Linked DNA regions of Homo sapiens: region 1 is linked to region 2. The links are chromatin contacts, found by Hi-C or POLR2A ChIA-PET in ENCODE. All regions are on one chromosome and are shown on one strand. The core of a region is the stretch at or near the end of the contact, and the rest is flanking DNA. Distances in the headings are between cores, read along the strand shown. Region 1 overlaps BLM (BLM RecQ like helicase). Region 2 has its middle 31 kb from the start of ZNF774.

Region 1 (7,104 bases), core at 3,833-6,332, 500 kb before region 2:
ACTTTCTGCTCAGGAAAGGGGTCCCGCGGGTGGGTGCTGTGTCCTTTCTGCTCTTCCTAGGTGAGGAGGGACCACAAAGGAGAGCACAGGGTGGCTTCAGCGGGGGTGGCTGGACACTGGGATGGTCAGCCTGGAGGTCACTTGGCCGTTTCAGCCTCCTGGGCACCCTCCCCAACTCCTGCTGGCCCAGGTGCCCTGGGGTCTTCACCCTCACCCCACTTACTCCAACACTGCTCTCTCCTTCCCCCGGGGCGTTTCCCTCCCTGCCTGTGCCCTGGTTGAAGGCTGAACCATGCCTGGAGCTCTGCTCTGGTTAAGAAATGTTTGTGGAATATCTGACCAAAAGGATGCTGCAGCAGCCCCGGAGGCCAGGACCAAGTGGCATGTTGATGGTGCAGATGAGACACTGGGACTCTGAGAGGCCACAGAACTTGCCAAGGGCACTCCATGGCTGAGGAAGGGGCCAGGTCCCGCCCATTCCAGACTGGCTCTCACTGGGTGCAAGGGACCTGGTGGCGACGGTGGCCGCACGGGTCTCTGTCCTTATATGCACATCCAGCCATGCAGGCGGGTGTCTGTGGTGGGGCTGGCGTGGGCTGACCTCCGATCTCCCTGGTGCTGACTGCTGAGTTCATCTTTGAGGTTAGCAGTGTTAACTGCCTCCCTGTCACAGCGTCTCAACGCTCCCACAGTGGTGGGGGCCACAGCGCAGGGGGCCACCCCTCTCTGAGCCCGAGCAGGGCTCTGGGCAGAAGTCCAGGAGTCTCTCAGTGTCTCTGATGTCCTTCCTTCTAGGCGGGGGTTTCAGATCTGGTAGTGGTGGCTCTTCAGACCCTTACTCCGCATCAGCAGTTCCCGGGGCACCATTGCCACCTCCCACCCCAAGAGTCCCTGCTCCAGGTTCTATCCTACCAAGGAAAGTCTTCCCTACAGGAAGCAGGGACCTGAGCTCTCTGCTCCACTCCTGGCCCAGGCATAGTGCCAGGGCCTGACCTTCATGGGGCCTTGTGGCTCCTGGCAGGGACTGAGTAGATGGGGCCAGGACAGGCAGATGCCTGTGGCCTGTGTGTGTGACAGGCCCTGTGTGTGGGACCCATGGGGACAGACAGGCTCTCTGGGGTGAACTCCCACATCCTGAATAGATCTGAGCCTAGAGACCATCAGAGTGCCATCCTGGCACCTTCCCAGGCGTCACCGAACCCTCTGTGGGGCCGTGGATCCCGGCACCTTCCCAGGCGTCACCGAACCCTCTGTGGGGCCGTGGAACCCGGCACCTTCCCAGGCGTCACCGAACCCTCTGTGGGGCCGTGGATCCCGGCACCTTCCCAGGCGTCACCGAACCCTCTGTGGGGCCGTGGAACCCGGCACCTTCCCAGGCGTCACCGAACCCTCTGTGGGGCCGTGGAACCACACAGTTGAGGTGTGGCGATGCCAAAACCTCGACCTTGACCTTGGCTAGCTGCAGGGACAGCCTCAGGCCTGTGCGGGGACGCCTCACCATGGCTGGGGCTTTCTGGACTCTACTTCGGGCTTCTGTCTACCTTCTTGTCCTGTCCTTCTTCCCAGTGGTGACCCTGTGGGGCAGGGTACACAGCCCACCCCAACCAGGGAGGGTTTTCTCCCTTCCTCCTTCGTCTCCTGCCAACAGGGAGCGTGGGCCAGCCGAGAAGCCTTTCCGAGAAGCAGAGTGAGTGCGTTTTGGAAAGCAGGAGCCTACTGCATGCCGAGGGGCTTGTCCCCGAAGTCCTGGGTCTGCCCTGCACAGCTGCAGAGTTGAGCCCCTGCCTCCTAGTGGTTGCTGCACTCATGAACTGGAGCACCTAGCAGGGTCTGGGCCAGGCTCGGGGCCCCTGGGTGCGCCCCACCAGCTGGCTTCTCTGAGCCCTGGCTTTGAGGACACACGGGGCTGTGCCAGCTGCACGGAGGGAGAAGTGGCTGCTGGAGCCCCTGGGGATTCCTCCCCAGCTGCCACAGAAGACCCATCGCCCATTGTCTCTGCCCAGAGGCCTCTGCCAGCGGCGGGTCCCAGGCTGGGGGAGGTTGACAGCTGCTGCCTGCTGCTCCCCACCCAGGCAGCAGCTCCCAGCCAGAGAAAGAGCCGGGCTGGGACTCTGGGAGCCTCCAAAGGACAGGGTGGGCCTCGGGGCCTCAGAGCAGTTCCAGACGGCTGCAGGAGTGGGAGAAGCAGCAGTTTCTCAAGAAGAGCGAGAAGGCTTGGACCACAGCCTCCGCTTCCTCTTCTGGAGAAAAGCCACAGCTCAGCGATGCTGGCTGATAATTCTGCAGCCTCTGTCCCTGGAGCCTGCAGCAGAGGCTGGGAGTTTCGAACAGGTGACAGCAGGTGGCCCCTGAGGCTCTGGGTGGAAAGCGGGGTTGGGAGAAGAGGTTGGATAGTTCAGGGAAAGAGCTCAGATTCTTGATGCCACTGAACTTGTTGTCTGAACTGGAGCACTTTTGAGAATGAAAATAAACTGTGTTAATTATCACACCAGGACAATGGATGTAAACTGGGACTCCAGGGCAAATCGAGATGTGTGTTACCCTACTTACTACCACCTCCCAGCTGCGTGGATTTGGGCAAGTTACATAACCTCTCTGAATTCTGGTTTCTGCATAAAAAAGGCCAACATCATGTGCCTGCCTCCCAGGGCTGCGGGAGGGATGGAAGAAGTGAATTACCTGAGTTCCCAAAACAGCCCTTGGCATGGAGCCGGTGGGGTGAGGGGCTCTCCGTGCTTGTTCTTTTCCTCTGAGAGTAGTGGGTTCTCTGTCCCTGGAGGTGAGCAAGGGCCTGCCTGCCAGCGTTCTGTAGTGTGAGGGCCTCAGCAGGGCATATGTGCAGCTACAGAGCCAGATTCCAATCCTGCCTGTGCCCTCCAGAAGGATGGCAAGTGAGTGTGGGAGAGTCAGGCCTTCGTGTACCTAGGGGAGGATGGGCCCGTGATGGGTCCCAGGCTGGCACTCCTTGGTGGACTTGTGCCCTCTCCTATCCCAGGTGGTGGCGATTTGTGCCATGGAGGGCCACCAGCAGGGCCCAGCCCAGAGCAGCTTTGCTGTATCATGGACCGGTCTTTGGCTTCAAAGCCTTGGCATCAGTTCAGGGAAAGTTTGCCTGCTCCTGCCCTCCTGGGGTTGCGCTGGGCGAATGCAGAGCTTCCCTGGGGGTCTGAGAGGACTGGAAGATGAGCTGGAGGAAGGAGGCCGCTTGCATTTTCTGTGCCTGCTCCCGGGTCCTGAGAAACTGAGCAGAGCCTGTTCCAACCTAGAATGTTTTCAAGAGTTGGGTGTGGGGCCTGGCTCTGCCACCTGTGGTCATTTGAGCTTAGGCAAATCAGAGGTCTCTAGGCCTCAGGTTCCTTGCTGGGAGGCAGGGGTGGGTCAACCTATCATCTTCCCAGGACATGGGGAAGGGCTGTAGGTAGTGTGGGCCCCACATGGCTCTGCTCTCCACCTTCAGGCCCCATGCACGTTATTTTCATCTGTTCCCCCACAGCCCTGGGAGCTCCTGGAGGCACAGCCTGCGACCCTGAGGGATAAGCTCCATCTCCAGAAGGAACGAGTGGATGAGGTCAGAGCCCAGCAGTGACCTGTCTGTGCCAGAGTCCACCCCCACCACCAAGGCCAGAGCTGCTGCAGCAGGTGGAACGGACATGCCTCCTGCCAGATGCCTTGGCTGGATCAGCAACTCTCCAAGGTGGCCTCATGCTGGGGACATTACCCCAGGGGTATCAACTTCTGGCTACTTTGTCTCCTTTCCACTTCTCATGCACAGAGAAGGTTCTTCTGGCCAGAAGGATGACCTCTGAAAATGTCAGATCCGGAACGCATCCGTGCTAATGGCACTCAGCCCTCAGCAAACTCGCCTGGCCAGTCCCCCCCATTAAACACGGAGCCAAAAGCCCACAGGCGGCAGTTGGGGCTCACAGGCAGCCGAGGAGGCAGGAAGTCAGTGTGCTACCACAAGGGTGGGTCCTCAGGGTGGGTGCAGGGTCCCTCTCAGGACTGAGTCCCCAGGCAGAGGCCACACGGCTTCCCATCAACCCCCTCTTCACACCTTTGGCTTTGGCACAGGCAGGGTCTCCCCAGCTACACTCTCCTGAGTAACGTCACAGGTAACACCACACAAAGGGCAGGCCGAGGTGTGTGTTTTGTCTTATGCCACTTCCTCGCTGTGTGGCACCCAGACAAAGGTGACCTACAGCTGAGAAACGCATGTCTCCGAAAATGGGGCCACTGGAGTTCAGGCAAGAGAGGCCAAAATCCTACCAAAGATGCTGGGGCCAATTGGCCCATTATGGAGCATCCTGAAAAACGAGGCCACCACAATACCAAAGGACTACAGCAACTGCCACACACGTCCACCCAAACAATCTGCCAATCTTTCTCGCTGACCCCAAATACTGGGATATTATCCAGTGTTGATAATTTGTAGGCAAAAGAATGGTCTCACATGGTTTTATCATATTTTTATTCATGGAGATTGACCTTTTTCACATATTTGCAGAGCATGTATATTTCTTTTTTTTTTTTTTTTTTTGAGACGGAGTCTTGCTCTGTCACCCAGGCTGGAGTGCAGTGGCACGATCTCGGCTCACTGCAACCTCCGCCTCCTGGGTTCAAGCGATTCTCTTGCCTCAGCCTCCTGAGTAGCTGGGACTACAGGCGTGCCTGTACACCACGCCTGGCTAATTTTTGTATTTTTAGTAGAGACGGGGTTTCACCATGTTGGGCAGGCTGGTCTCAAACTCCTGACCTCGTGATCCACCTGCCTCGGCCTCCCAAAGTGCTGGGATCCCAGGCGTGAGCCACAGTGCCGGGCCATGAGCATGTGTATTTCTTCTTCTGAGACTAGCCTGTTCACATCCTTGGTCCACCTGCCCCCTGGGATGTTTCTGACTGGTTCACGGGTATTTGGTATGATGGATACTAATCCTTTGTAATATATTTTCTCCTCTTTTCCCCGTCATTTGTCTTTAAATTTTGTTTGTGTTGTCTTACACGAAAAGCTTTAGTTTCACAAGGGCCCACGCGTGGCTCTTCCTTTGGCTTCTGGGTTTCGTGTTATGCTCAGAAGCTCTTGCACTGAGATGATTCAGCTGCTGCCTCAGACGTTCTGAGAAACAACGGCCACAACACTTGCAGCGGCAGCAAAACATGCTTATTCAAAAGAAAATGTTTATTTTAAAAAGAAGAACTATCACCCCCCAGCATTTATTTAAATATTAATAGAGACGAGTAAAAACTTCAAATGGTATAACAAGAATAACAGCTTTATAGTCACAGATGGTCAGATGCTGACAAACAAGAAAGAGGGTCTATGTACATTGAGATTCGGTTGTTATGAGAATGCATATGAAGGCTTAAGAAACGGTCTATTTATAGGCTTCGGTGGAGCCATAATCCCCAATTTGCTATTGGCTCCTGATGTCGCTTGAGAAGTATGTGAGGCTGAACTGGATCCAATGATGCTGGAGGATTTCGTTTTGGAAGATATCTTTCTACATGTGGCAGACCCCCTGAAATGTGACAAAGAAAAAAATCAAAATGTTAAATGAAACCAAAAATGAATGACCTTCCTCTCAACCTGCACAGAGCTACAATACCACTTCCCTGGGCCTAATGTGTCCTTGTGCATTTTCTGCCTACGAGCCCCCTAGGTAAGGTAAGTTTCCTTTACTACTTATGGAATAAAGGACCGCGGCCCTTCATATAAATTTGTTCTGGATTTGTCTTTCTGAAATGTGCAGGACTGTTTCTTAATTTTCTGACTTGTGACCAACCCACCGCCCCTCTCTCCACCCACACCTTCGGCAGCCTACAACCAGAGCCTGCAAGAGGAGCTGAGGTCCACATGTCCTCATCTATTCTGACCAAATAAAAGAAGTGAAACACCTTGCTGTAAGGCCCCAGCTCCCTGCTGACAGGCACCCCGGAATGACTGGACTTGCACAGTCCAGAGCAAGGCAGCTGTGGGGTGAGCATGCATGGGGTGGAGCTGGGTGGCCAGGAGTGGCAAAGCTGGGCGTCTTCCTGGCCAGCCCCAGGAAGCCCCAGGAAGGCTGCAGATGCGGCCTTCTGTTAGGACCGTGTCCAGCAGCTCCCTGGCTCACCTGCCTACACCCAGAGATCTGCCAGCTCTCCCTCCCACTCGCTGCCTTCTAAAGCCAAGGAAGAAGCCGCCAGAGCCGATTACCAAGTCCTTCCAGCATCTCACTTTCCTTGCAGACCTTAAGATAACAGCTCCCTTCCCACCCTTAAGTAAAATAAAAACAAACAAAACCATGGGGCCGGCATGTTTACAGTGATGGCTGTGGGCAGCATTACCCGCAGAAGCCTTTCCTGCTGCTCTGTAACCGGCTGATGTCAGGCCCCACACTAATTCCACGGCACCAGGGCATACAAGTAGCCTCCCGTCTGAATTGAGGGTATAGGGCCACAGCCTGTGGGTAATGACATTCTGATGGAGCTCCATGACTTAAACTCTGGCTCCAAGGCAGTTTTACTGCAGAACTGGCAGAGATCTGCTAGACTGGCAGAGATGCAGCCTGAAGTTTCCCTATGCTGATTTCCTGCTGAGAAATTAAGCCCAGAGAGAAAACCTGCTGTTTATGTTGATTTACAGAATGAATCGGCCAACAGCAGCCTCCATTTCACCTGGGCCATCCATTTACTCCCACTCAGAGAGCCCAGAACACAACTGGTTCATTGTGTGTTGTTCTGAAGATGTGAAACTCTGAGGGTAGGGTGGGGAGGTGAGGTTGCTGGCAGAGAGCCACATTTATTCTTTCACTGCACAGGGACTCTCAATCCGGGGAGCACACTGGGTCGGTGGAAAGGAGAGTGGAGCAAAAAGAGGCTGCTCCAAGGGTAACACAAAGTCACACAGTGCACTGGCTTTAGCTGGTAGGGCTTAAAAAAGAATCCCATCTTGGCTGGGCACAGTGGCTCACGCCTGTCATCCCAGCACTTTGGGAGCCAAGGTGGGTAGATCACCTGGGGTCAGGAGTTCGAGACCAGCCTGGCCAACATGGTGAAACCCCATCTAAAAATACAAAAATTAGCCCAGCGTGGTGGCGTGCACCCATAATCCCAGCTACTTGGGAG
Region 2 (6,283 bases), core at 3,026-5,525:
TGCAGGAGCAGTTACAGAGCGGTAACACTGCTGCCTCAATAAAACTGGTTTTGGTGGCGGGGCGTGGTGGCTCACACCTGTAATCCCAGCACTTTGGGAGGCCGAGGTGGGTGAATCACCTGAGGTCAGGAGTTCAAGACAAGCCTGACCAACATGGTGAAAATACAAAATACAAAAATTACTAAATTATTATTATTACTAAAAATAATAGCCTCCCAAGTAGCTGGGATTACAGGCATGCACCACCACCCCCTGCTAATTTTGTCTTTTTAGTAGAGACGGGGATTTCACCATGTTGTCACCTTGGTCTCGAACTCCTGACCTCAAGTTGTCCACCTCACCTTGGCCTCCCAGAGTGCTAGGATTATAGGCGTGAGCCACCGCGCACAGTCAAGAAACCTCTTTTCTACAAATAAATAAATAAAAAATTAGCCAGGTGTTGTGGTGCCCATCTGTAGTCCCAGCTACTCAGAAGGCTGAGGTGGGAGGATCGCTTGAGCCCAGGAGGTCAAGGCTGCACTGGGCTGTGATCATGCCACTGCACTCCAGCCTGGGAAACAAAGCAGGACCCTTTCTTAAAAAAAAAAAAAAAGGATTTGCATTAGTCAGATAAAAATTATTATTTTTTTCATAACTTTTTATTTTAGAAATGAGTGGAAAAAGTGCTCGCCCTTCAGGAACTCCCCAGTAGCTCACTGCCTCCAGTAGTTTTAGGGTCTTGAGAAGGGGCTAAAGTGAGGTGGAGAAAACCACAAATAGACTATAGTGCATGGACCCTACGTTGTTTTATCGGAAATTTGGAAATGTACATGAATATATTTCTTTCTTGTTTTTTTGAGACAGAGTCTCACCCTGTTGCCCAGGCTAGAGTGCAATGGCACGATCTCGGCTCACTGCACCCTCTGCCCCCCGGGTTCAAACGATTCTCCTGCCTCAGCCTCCCGAGTAGCTGGGATTACAGGCGCCCACCACCACACCCAACTAATTTTTGTATTTTTAGTAGGGAAGGGGTTTCACCATGTTGGCCAGGCTGGTCTCGAACTCCTGACCTCGTGATCTGCCTGCCTTGCCCTCTCGAAGTGCTGGGATTACAAAAGTGAGCCACTGCGCCCCGCCCATTCCTTTACTTTCTTAATAAACTTGGTTTCACTTTATGGACTCACCCTGAATTCTTTCTTGAGCGAGATCCAAGAACCCTCTCTTGGGGTCTGGACTGGGACCCCTTTCCGGTAACACTCAACTTGAGGGTTGGTAAGAATTTACTGACAACAGTACAGGTTTTATTACCATAGAAAGAAGGAACGTTGCAGAAAAGTGCAGTGGGGCACGTCAGCAAGAGCACTGAGCCACTGCGGTGGTCTTTTCCTTAGGGATATTTATGGACCTAAAGCAGGAGATGAAGGGTAACTTGCACGATAAATGATTACATTTTTAGACATTTTGTTGCCTTGATGTTAGCAAGGGTTGAACAATGAGTTTCGGCATGCATGCATTCTGGGGATGTACAGAAATCCTAGTTACTCACACATTTTAAGTTGAAAAGAGGCCTGGAACCAAGTGTCTTTAGATAATAGGAAAGTCTAATTACTTCTAAATTCCTCAGATAAGGAGTTTTTGTCTCTGGAGCCTGCTGGATGGTCACCAGGGGATTTTGCTTGCTTTATTTATTTACTGACAGTGTCTTGCTCTGTTGCCAAGGCTGGAGTGCAGTGGCATGATCATAGCTCACTGCAGCCTCTACCTCCTGGGCTCAAGCAATCCTGCCGCCCCAGCCTCCCAAGTGGCTGAGACTACAGGTGCAGAACACCAAGCCTAGCTACTTTTTAAATGTTTTTGTAGAGACAGGGTCCCCGTATGTTGCTCAGGTCGGTGTCGAACTCCTGGGCTCAAGTTATCCACTCACTTCAGCCTCCCAAAATCCTCTACTTGCTTCTTTTTTTTTTTTTTTTTGAGATGGAGTCTCACTTTGTCGCCCAGGCTGGAGTGCAGTGGCACAATCTTGGTTCACTGCAACCTCTGCCTCCCGGGTTCAGGCGATTCTCCTGCCTCAGCCTCCCAAGGAGTTGGGACTACAGGTGCGTGCCACCATGCCCGGCTAATTTTTGTATTTTTACTAGAAATGGGGTTTTGCCATGTTAACAGGCCAGGCTGGTCTTGAACTCCTGATCTCAGGTGATCCACCCGCCTCAGCCTCCCAAAGTGCTGGGATTACAGGCGTGAGCCACTAAGCCCAGCAGTCCTTTACTTTCTTATTAAATGTGCTTTCTCTTCATTCTGTTGGCTTGCTCTTGAATTCCTTCTTGTGCAAAGCCAAGAACCCACGTGGCCTCCCAGGTTGACTGAATCCCAAAATTGGGGGTTCAGCCTGTGACAAAAATATTCATAAAACTATAAATTAAGCAATATATTTATTGAGAAAACACTTATAACAATATAGCAGACAATAGATTGGTATCTTCAATAAATAAAGGGGTCATACAAATGGATTTTAAAATTAAGATCCCAATAAATAAATGAGTAAAAGGGCCAGACATGATGGCTCATGCCTGTAATCCCAGTACTTTGGGAAGCCAAGACAGGAGGACCCCTTGAGCCCAGAAGTTGGAGGCTGCAGTGAGCTATGATTTTGCCACTATGTTCCAGCCTGGGAGCAGAGCAAGACTCCGTCTCTAAGTAAATAAATAAGTAAAAACTGCTAACAATTTATAAAAAACAGAAATACAAATTTTAAAATGTTAATTTATACTAGTAATTAATTGATTTTTTTTTTAAGATGATAATTTTGTTCTTGTTGCCCAGCGTGGAGTGCAATCGCGGGATCTCAGCTCACTGCAGCCTCCACCTCCCAGGTTCAAGTGATTCTCCTGCCTCAGCCTCCCGAGTAGCTGGGATTATAGGCACATGCCATCACGCCCGGCTAATTTTTTTTAATTTTTAGTAGAGACGGGGTTTCACCATGTTGGCCAGGCTGGTCTCGAACTCCAGACCTCAGGTGATCCTCCTACCTTGGCCTCCCCAAGGTGCTGGAATTACAGGCGTGACCCACCACGTCCAGCCTAATTGCAAATTAAAACATCTTTTTTACCAGTGCACTGATAAGAGAGATTTATAAAATTGTTTTCATTACTTTTGATTAGGGTGCAATTAGGTGTGCATTCCTTATGGTACTTGGTGTTGATAGTACACAATGATGCAAGCTTTCTAGGAAGTTTTTTGCAGCATGAATAAAAAGACTTGCAAATGTTTTTGACTCAGTAATTTCAATACTAGGTCTCTTATAAGGAAATAATCAGAAATATATATAAAAATATATAAGAATAGTCAATACAGCAAAAAACAAAATGATCAGTGTCTAAAAATAAGAAAATTATTACAAAATTACAATAGAACCCTATCATGAAAAAAGATCATTCAACCACTGCAAATAATGCTTATGAAGAATTTACAACGACATGGGAAAATACTCAACATACATTGCAGTACATGAAAAATCAGGACATGGACCTATATGTTTTATGTTTGCAACCATATAAAAATATGTGTACAATATATTCATATGTAGCAGATACTCTGCTGAAGATGTAACTTGTGAGTTTTATTTTCACTGCTTTTCCAAAGAATGCCAGAAAGTCTGCCCCCGGGTAGCTGACTCCCCACGGAGCTCCCCTTCCTCTAGGGAAAGTAAAAGGAATTTAGCTGTTTTAAGGGCTGGTCCTCCAACTGGAGACAATCAGGCTCTATTGTCAGAGAAGGTAGGGAACCCTTGACCTACCTTTATGTATGAAAGGCACACCAAGGATGCCTAAAAACCAATTGGAAGTCGCTCTTCGGGGAAGTTTGTAGCTCTATGGTCCGGGAAGGAATTAGAACAAGCCCATTTGGGAATGATAGTAGAGGAGTTAAAATTTTAAAAAGTAAAAATAGAACAAGCCCAGTCTGGTTTAAGGGTTGAAAACACCTGGGCAAGAAAGAAAAAGTTGTTATTGTCTGGAATGGGTGTTCCTCTGAGCCAGTCCTGACATAGTGCTGGGGCTGGCGGCGGGCTTGCGGGGCGAGGCTTTGCGGGGGCCTGAAAGGGCTGGGTACTATGAAGCCCTGGGAACTGGTAAGGACTCTGGATTAGCTAGTGCGGGGACAGAGGAAATTCTTCCTCTCTGGCCAGCAGTTACCGCCTTGGTGGGAACGCGCAGGAGCAGCGAAGAGTGACACCTTGTGGTGGTTAAGAGCAAGGGCAGAAACAGCCACAGACCACCGCTAGGGACTCCTGGGCTCCGCTCCAAAGGGTATGAATGTCCACAGGACTCCTTTGTGCATGACATATGCCTCAGGTTCCTGGGCAATCCCAGAGAAGGAGTAGCTCTAAGAAGGAGGTAATTGGCTAAGTCAGTAGTTAAAGGATAGAGCTAGTTTTTAGAAAAAGTTTTAAATGCATCTTGATTGTTATGGTACAGCTGGCCACTGCTGGGGCTCAGAAAACAATAGCCTAAAATGAGAACCTCAGCAGCAGCTTCGTAAGCAAACGTTTTCCTCTGACTTTCTCTTCCATGCCTTTCTCTCAGTACCATTCTCCCCTGCGGTTACCCATAGAAATCAGAGTCCCTTTTCCCTATAGTCAGCCATAAAACTTAAAAATGCTACTCTAGGCCGGGTGTAGTGGCTCACACCTGTAATCCCAACACTTTCGGGAAGCCGAGGTGGGCAGATGACATGAGGTCAGGAGTTCGAGACCAGCCTGGCCAACGTGGTAAAACCCCATCTCTACTAAAAATACAAAAATTAGCTGAGTGTGGTGGCGTGTGCCTGTAGTCCCAGCTACTTGGGAAGCTGAGGAAGGAGAATCGCTTGAACCCAGGAGACAGAGGTTGCAGTCAGCCGAGATCGCGCCACCGCACTCCAGCCTGGGTGACGGAGTGAGACTCCATCTCAAAAAAACAAAACAAAAAAATGACTCTAATTTCCCCTCCACCTTTCTGTGTCAAACTGCCCATAAAGAAACTAACTGGGCCGGCTACAGTGGCTCAGGCCTATAATACCAGCACTTTGGGAGGCTGAGGCGGGCAGATGACACAAGGTCAGGAGTTTGAGACCAGCCTGGCCAACGTGGTAAAACCCCATCTCTACTAAAAATACAAAAATTAGCCAGCCATGGTGGCGTGTGCCTATAGTCCCAGCTACTCGGGAGGCTGAGGTGGGAGAATGGCTTGAATCTAGGAGGTGGAGGTTGCAATGAGCCGAGACCATGCCACTGCACACTAGCCTGGGTGACAGAGCGAGACTCTGTCTCAAATAAAAACAAAACAAAAAAATTATCTAGGTGGGTGCAGTGGCTCATGCTTGTAATCCCAGCACTTTGGGAGGCAGAGGCAAAGGTTTAATTGAGCTCAGGAGTTCAAGACCAGCCTGGGCAATATAGGGAGACCCCCTGTCTTTACAAAAATAGAAATTAAAAAATTTGCCTGGTGTGGCGGTGCACCCCTGTGGTTCCAGCTACTTGGGAGGCTGAGGTGGGAGGATTACTTTAGCCCAGAAGGCTGAGGCTGCAGTATGCCGTGATCACGACACTGTACTCCAGCCTGGTGACAGAGCAAGACCCAGTCTCAAGAAAAAAAAATTATCTGACTTAACTTGTTTGACTGTAGATCATAAGACCTCCATTCCCGGCAGGTCCCTGCCCCTCACCCAGAAGGAAGGAATGCTGCAGAGAAAGTCCAAGAATCTGGAGAGACAGGCTGGGCTGGGTTTCCCCACTCAGTCTATTAGCAGTAGACCATATTCTTTCTGTCCATATATATATATATTTTATTTTATTTTATTTATTTTTTTATTTTTATTTTTTTTTGAGATGGAGTCTTGCTCTGATGCCCATGCTGGAGTGCAGTGGCACAATCTCAGCTCACTGCAACCTCTGCCTTCCAGGTTCAAGCGATTCTCCTGCCTCAGTCTCCCTAATAGCTGGGATTACAGGCACATGCCACCACACCCAGCTAATTTTTGTATTTTTAGTAGAGATGGAGTTTCGCCATGGATAGAGGTATTTTAACTGGGGTGAGATATATCTCATTGTAGTTTTGCTATGCATTTCCATTATGAGTAATGAGATGGAGGATATTTTCATAACTGTTGGCCATTTGTACGTCTTTTTTTTTTTTTTTTTTTGTCTGAGATGGGGTCTTGCTCTGTCACCCAGGCTGGAGTGCAATGGCATGATCTCAGCTCACTGCAACCTTCGCCTCCCGGGTTCAAGTGATTCTCCTGCCTCAGCATCCCAAGTAGCTGGGATTAC

Evidence for each region. A loop is a pair of places that touch in the nucleus more often than their neighbours do. ChIA-PET counts read pairs that join two places held with the same protein, here RNA polymerase II (POLR2A). Pooled maps may share reads with other maps.
Region 1: a loop to region 2 is called in a pooled map, with 2.8 times the contacts of the local background. The contact joins two enhancer-like sites. A Hi-C loop is called at or near these places in 1 of 37 single-sample maps with no recorded cell type and 2 of 50 pooled maps. POLR2A ChIA-PET finds 5 or more read pairs at or near these places in 1 of 52 experiments (PC-9).

Annotation. Positions count from the first base shown.
Region 1 is chr15:90,813,514-90,820,617 of GRCh38, reverse strand. BLM (BLM RecQ like helicase) reads right to left here. Exons shown (of 22, transcript NM_000057.4): 22 at 4,452-5,516. The coding sequence ends at 5,339. Among named protein-coding and RNA genes, the nearest start is that of FURIN, 52 kb to the left of the region's middle. RefSeq lists enhancers at 2,556-3,385, 3,386-4,217 and a silencer at 5,832-5,941. Within about 2 kb of position 5,082, at least 4 of the 41 ENCODE cell types and tissues checked have a DNase peak (open chromatin) inside an H3K27ac peak, as active enhancers do.
Region 2 is chr15:90,318,128-90,324,410 of GRCh38, reverse strand. No RefSeq gene overlaps it. Among named protein-coding and RNA genes, the nearest start is that of ZNF774, 31 kb to the left of the region's middle. RefSeq lists an enhancer at 4,248-4,357. Within about 2 kb of position 4,275, at least 6 of the 41 ENCODE cell types and tissues checked have a DNase peak (open chromatin) inside an H3K27ac peak, as active enhancers do.